Linked DNA regions of Homo sapiens: region 1 is linked to region 2. A link is a loop called in an ENCODE intact Hi-C map of the cell type or tissue named here. Cell type or tissue: gastrocnemius medialis. All regions are shown on one strand. Links, peaks and the distances in the headings refer to the core of each region. The heading gives the core; the rest is flanking DNA. Region 1 has its middle 38 kb from the start of HAPSTR1. Region 2 overlaps HAPSTR1 (HUWE1 associated protein modifying stress responses).

What was found. Peaks named below come from ENCODE experiments on the same cell type or tissue, not always from the same donor. Only the 100,000 strongest peaks of a DNase experiment are listed, where the experiment ranks them.
Region 1: a loop joins it to region 2, with 2.6 times the contacts of the local background. A loop is called at or near these places in 27 of 110 quality-filtered maps.

Annotation. Positions count from the first base shown.
Region 1 is chr16:9,052,012-9,054,924 of GRCh38, forward strand. No RefSeq gene overlaps it. Among named protein-coding and RNA genes, the nearest start is that of HAPSTR1, 38 kb to the right of the region's middle. RefSeq lists an enhancer at 911-1,448. In gastrocnemius medialis, for the core only: no CTCF peak of the experiment used is centred there; a DNase peak (open chromatin) is centred at 1,250; H3K4me3 peaks cover 340 bases; H3K27ac peaks cover 1,227 bases.
Region 2 is chr16:9,105,408-9,108,320 of GRCh38, forward strand. The region is part of intron 3 of HAPSTR1 (HUWE1 associated protein modifying stress responses); the gene reads left to right. Among named protein-coding and RNA genes, the nearest start is that of HAPSTR1, 15 kb to the left of the region's middle. In gastrocnemius medialis, for the core only: no CTCF peak of the experiment used is centred there; a DNase peak (open chromatin) is centred at 1,694; H3K27ac peaks cover 2,500 bases.

The sequences.
Region 1 (2,913 bases), core at 108-2,607, 53 kb before region 2:
CTTCGGCTCACTGCAACCTCCGCCTCCCAGGTTCAAGCGATTCTCCTGACTCAGCCTCCCAAGTAGCTGGGATTACAGGCACATGCCATCATGCCCGGCTAATTTTGTGTATTTTCAGTAGAGACGGGGTTTCACCATGTTGGCCGGGCTGATCTCGAACTCCTGACCTCTAGTGATCTGCCCGCCTCAGCCTCTCAAAGTGCTGGGATTACAGGAATGAGCCACCATGTCCAGCTCTTTCCATATGCTATGAAAGCTCCACCTCCCTTTTTCTTTTTCTTTTCTTTTTTTTAATTCAGACAGGGTCTTGCTCTGTTGCCCACACTGGAGTGCAGTGGAGTCATCTCAGCTCACTGTAGCCTCTGCTTCCTGGGCTCAAGTGATCCTCCCACCTCAGCCTCCCGAGTAGCTGGGACCACAGGCGCATGCCACCATGCCCGGCTAGTTTTTGTATTGTTTTGTAGAGATATGGTCTCCCCATGTTGCCCAGGCTGGGCTCAAGCAATCCTCCTGCCTCAACTTCCCAAAGTGCTGAGATTACAGACGTGAGCCACCACGCCCAACGAAGCTCAGATTTTTTTGATTTTTTTTTTTTTTTTTTTTCTGCCCAGGCTGGAGTGCAATGGCGCTATCTCATTGCAACCTCTACCTCCCAGGTTCAAGCCATTCTCCTGCATCAGCCTCCCAAGGAGCTGGGATTACAGGCGTCCACCACCACACCTGGCTAATCTGTATTTTTAGTAGGGATGGCGTTTCCCCATGTTGGTCAGGCTGGTCTTGAACTTCTGACCTCAGGTTATCCGCCTGCCTCGGCCTCCCAAAGCGCTGGGATTAGAGGCGTGTGCTCCCGCGCCCGGCCCTGAGCTCAACTTTTTAAGGTGGATTTGATATAACGGCTGTGTATTACTTAAGAGAACACGAGCCACCGTAACAAAGAAACCCTCAAAAGGACAAAAAAAACAAAAACAAAAACAAAAAACCCGAAAATAAACCCCCAAATCTCAGTGGCCTAACACAAGGAGAATTTATTTCTTGCTCATATAAAGTCCAAAACTGGTATTCCTGATAGGCAGGTGGCTCTCTTCCATTACCTGATCCAGGGACCCACGCTCCTGCTTGCTCGGGGCTCTGCTTTCTCCATCAGGATGAGTAAAATGCAGGAGCACGGAGGTCAGCCCAGGAGGTGGTTACTAGCAAGGCCACTAGCACGGGGTTGGGGGAATGCCTCTCCTTGCATTCCTTTGGCCCAAATCCAGTCACGTGCCCACCCTCAACAGCAAGGGATGCTGGGAAATGTAGTCCAGCCACAAGCCAAGGAGGTGGCCAGGAACAGCCTTTGGCCAACTCGGAGGCCCTGAGTGATCTGAGTCTGAGCTCACACCACCTTCCTCATTCACTACGCTGTAGGTACATTGATTCCTATAGTTCCCCCAAATGAAAACCTCTTTCCTACCTCAGCTTTTGCCCGGGCTATTCCTTCTGCCTAAAATGCCCTCCTCCTCTGTCCACCTGGCTGGTTCCTTGCCATCCTTCAGGTCTCAGCATGGGGATCCTCTTCTGAGAAGCCTCTTATGACCGTGCCATCAAAAAAAGATCCCTTCAGTCCAGGCTCGCTGGCTCATGCCTGTAATCCCAGCACTTTGGGAGGTCAGGGGTTCCAGACCAGCCTGGCCGACATGGTGAAACCCTGTCTCTACTAAAAATACAAAAATTAGCCTGGCGTGGTGGTACACACCTGTAATCCCAGCTACTTGGGAGGCTGAGACAGGAGAATCACTTGGACCTAGAGGCGGAGGTTGTGGTGAGCGGAGATCACACCGCTGCACTCCAGCCAAGGTGAAAGAGTGAGACTCCATCTCAAAAATAAAAAGAAAAAAAACCAGGCCAGGCGCAGTGGCTCATGCCTGTAATCCCAGCACTTTGGGAGGCCGAGGCAGGTGGGTCACCTGAGGTCAGGAGTTCGAGACCAGCCTGACCAACATGGAGAAACCCCATTTCTACTAAAAATACAAAATTAGCCAGACATGGTGGGGCATGTCCATAATCCTAGCTACTGGGGGGACTGAGGCAGGAGAATGGCTTGAACCCGGGAGGCAGAGGTTGCGGTGAGTGCATATTGCACCATTGCACTCCAGCCTGGGCAACAAGAGTGAGACTCTGTCTCAAAAAAAATAAATAAATAAAAATAAAAAACAAAAATGAAGACAAATAAACCCCTCCCACTAGTCTCTATCACAGATTTCTATTTTTTTTCCTCGTGGCACTCAACAATTTGTAATGATTATATCTGGTTTACCTATTTAGCATCCGTCTCCTTTGCTAGACTAGAAGCTCCATGAGAGCAGGAGCTGATCTCCCTTGTTCACAGTTGCACCTCCTGTTCCCAGCTCAGGGCCTGGCTCAGAGTAGAGCTTAACAAATATTAAGAGCACCTGGAGTGTAGTTGAATAATTAAATAAATGAACCCAACTTACAAAACATCCTGATGCCATATATCTTTAGGTCTGGCATATACAAGTTATACTTGTTGTCCAAATATTAATTAATGAAGTCTTTGCAATTTCCCCGAGGAGTTGGCTGAGGGTGCTTTCATGTCGATGATACAAGACACAAATAGAGCGAAATGATTTATTCTGGGTCACTGGTGACTCAGTGTCTGGGAATAGAAACATACTCAGAAACCTTTGCTCTAATTAGTCAAGGTAATTATTAGGCACAATAATTAAGCATGAATGACCTCAGCCAGGCTGTTTTGTAACCTCTGGAATTTAAGACCTGTACTAATTTTGCTTTAATGACAGTATTCGTTGTGGCTTGCCACAAACCCTTTTTGCTTTTCCTGAGAAATCAAACATATTTGCCTCAAAATATAGTATTTTCAATGATGAATGCTTTGATTGACTCACTGTCACA
Region 2 (2,913 bases), core at 187-2,686:
AAAGAATCTACAGAAACATAAATTATACTGAGTTGTGCTGTACTGGTTTGTGAGAACATCAGTGTATTAAGGAGAATGGTAGTTTAATTTGAATATTTAAAGAAAGTAATTTGAATGGTTCTAGTACTAGGGCCATTATTAACTAGTAACATAGATTAGTGACTTCAACTGGGTGTCCTTATTATCTGATTTGTCTGAAGTGAAAACTGTTAAGGTGCTCTTTTAAAATGTATTTGGAAACACCATAGTTAGGGTAAATACAATGTCACAATTCACTCTTGCATATTATTTGCTTAGCCAAATTTATGAATTCTAAGTTAGGCCAAATTGAAGGTTTTGGAGTTTTACATTGTGGGTGAGTCTAAATTCATGCGTTTGGCAAGCACAAGGACATGGGAAAAGAATCTGGTATTTTGAGGCAGGCTTGAGTTTATAATGAAAGCAAACTCAGTTCCTCTTCATGTCCTATGTATTTAAGAGAGGACAGTTTTCCCTCAGTTTTTTTCCCCTTCCTTACCCCTACCCCCATCAAATACAGCCCAACCAAATAACTGTGTTCTTAATTTAAAGGAAAATGGCAGACTTGACACCTGCTGAATATTTCGTGTAGACAGAGTATGACAATGAATGAGATCCCCAGTCATTGCCCTTGTAAGCCTGGGAACCCAGTTTAGTGGGAGAGACTAATGTAAACAGCTTTAATCAAAAGTATATCAATTGGCCGGGTGCTGTGGCTCACACCTATAATGCCGGCACTTTGGGAGGCCAAGGTGGGTGGATCACTTGAGGTCAGGAGTTTGAGACCACCCTGGCCAACATGGTGAAACCCTCTCCCTATTTAAAGAAAAAAAAGTAAGGCATATCAATTTATGGTTATCAAATAGGTTTTTTTTTTTTTTTTTGAGACTGAGTGTCGCTCTATAGCCCAGGCTGGAGTGTAGTGCTCACTGCGACTTCCGCCTCCTGGGTTCAAATGATTCTCGTGCCTCAGTCTCCCGAGTAGCTGGGATTGTAGGCGCCTGCCACCACGCCCAGCTAATTTTTGTATTTGTAGTAGAGATGGGGTTTCATCATGTTGGCGAAGCTGGTCTTGAACACCTGACCTCAAGTGATCTGCCTTAGCCTCACTGCTTGCCCCTAAGTGGTGGGATTGCAGGTGTGAGCCACTGTGCTGGCCTCAAATAGTTTTTATCAAAGCTACTTCAATTAGTGGTTAGCAAGGCTTAAAGACTAATTCAGTGCTTTATTTTGACACTTGTTCGCAACATGTTGCTTTTTTTCCTGTGTCCTATGGGACCTAGTCATCTGTATGTTAGATTCACAGAGGAATTAAAGAGATAAACATGCATGTGCTAAATTGATTTCTGTCTTGCTTTGTTATCCTATAATAATGTTATAAAATAACATTATTATAAATTTCCCAAGAGTTGAATTAATACCAACAACTGGTAACTCGTTTTTATGTAAACAGCATACTTGAGACCAGAAATCTTCTGGATCACTTTGTGGATCTCTGCCTGCCATTCTCATTGGTCCTCTGTTCATCCCTTTTCTAGAGCTTCTCCTTACCTTGGCTTCTCTTCTGCCACATTGGCCTGCCTGACCTGTCCTCAGGCCCTGTCACTGCCCTAGATTACGTTTCCCATGTCTTCACTTCCAAATCTGGACCTCTCGTTTAGACCTTCTCTCCTGACTGCCAGATGGCATGTCCCACTGTCCTCCGGTGTACATCTCCAAATTGTCCCACAGGCATTTATCTCAGATGAAGTTTCAGGTTGGACTCATTCTTCTGCCCCAACAGCAGAATGACTCATTGAGCCATTGAGCCATTCAGCACATTCTCTATATGGCAGATTCGGTGCTGTCTCTGGAAATACATAAACATAGAGCGATTCCTTTTTCTGTTGAGGCAAAATATGGATTTGGTTAATTTCTATTCACGTCATGAATGTGGTATGTGGAAGGTCTTCTGAGAGCAGAAAGGGATGTTTCACAGCACAGCCCGGCTGTGTGGTGCTCAGGGCAGGCCCTCTGGAGGAGGTGAGCCTGGGCTCTTGGCCTAATGTTTCAGCTCTCACTTTCCAGTCCTGAGCTGTTGTTGCCAGTCCATCTTTCATGAGACCATTGGAGTGATCTTTCTGGTCTTGTCACTTCATGGTTTAAAGTTTCCCTGGGCCTACACAGTGAAGTCCAAATTCAGCATGGTATTACAAGACCCTTATGATCCAGTCTTAACCATTGGTTAGGTATCCTACCCATACTGTTTATCTCTTGAATACCTCTATGCTCTTTGACAAGTCCAGCCCCTACGTGTTCATACCTCACTTCTGTGACACAGCCTTGCTTCAGGGCTCCCAATCTCTGTAGCCTCCCTGAACTGTGCATTTGCTCTGCTGCTTGATTTGTTTCTGTGACTGTTCCATTCTCCTCGGGACACATAGCAGGGACCTTGTCTTGGTCCTTTTTTTTTTGGCTTTAACAGAACATAGCAAAGAACCTGACATAGGTGTAGTCTGAGTTTACCACTGGGGTTATCACAGAGGTCTGCTAAGTGAATACAACACAGTGGGGACCCAGAACCTCTAGAAAGGGTTGAGGATTACAATCCCCAGATAGCTACAATCAGGGAATAATGTAACCTGTTTGCCTAGGGTGCTACATGGTAATCTTGAATTAGAACAACTGAGACTTCCATGGGACCTTAGGGTGATAACCATTAAACCTACTCTTTCAGTGTTTACTTTGTAAAAGCATCACACTAAGGAGGTTGTCATTTAATCCTCACACCTACCCTGGGTTATTAACACTGTTGATGAAGAAAGCCTTACTTGGCTAAGATATGGAGCAGGTTAGTAAGTGGTAGAATAGATACTCCAGTCCTGTCTCCAAAATGCAAATTTTTTTTTAATTAAA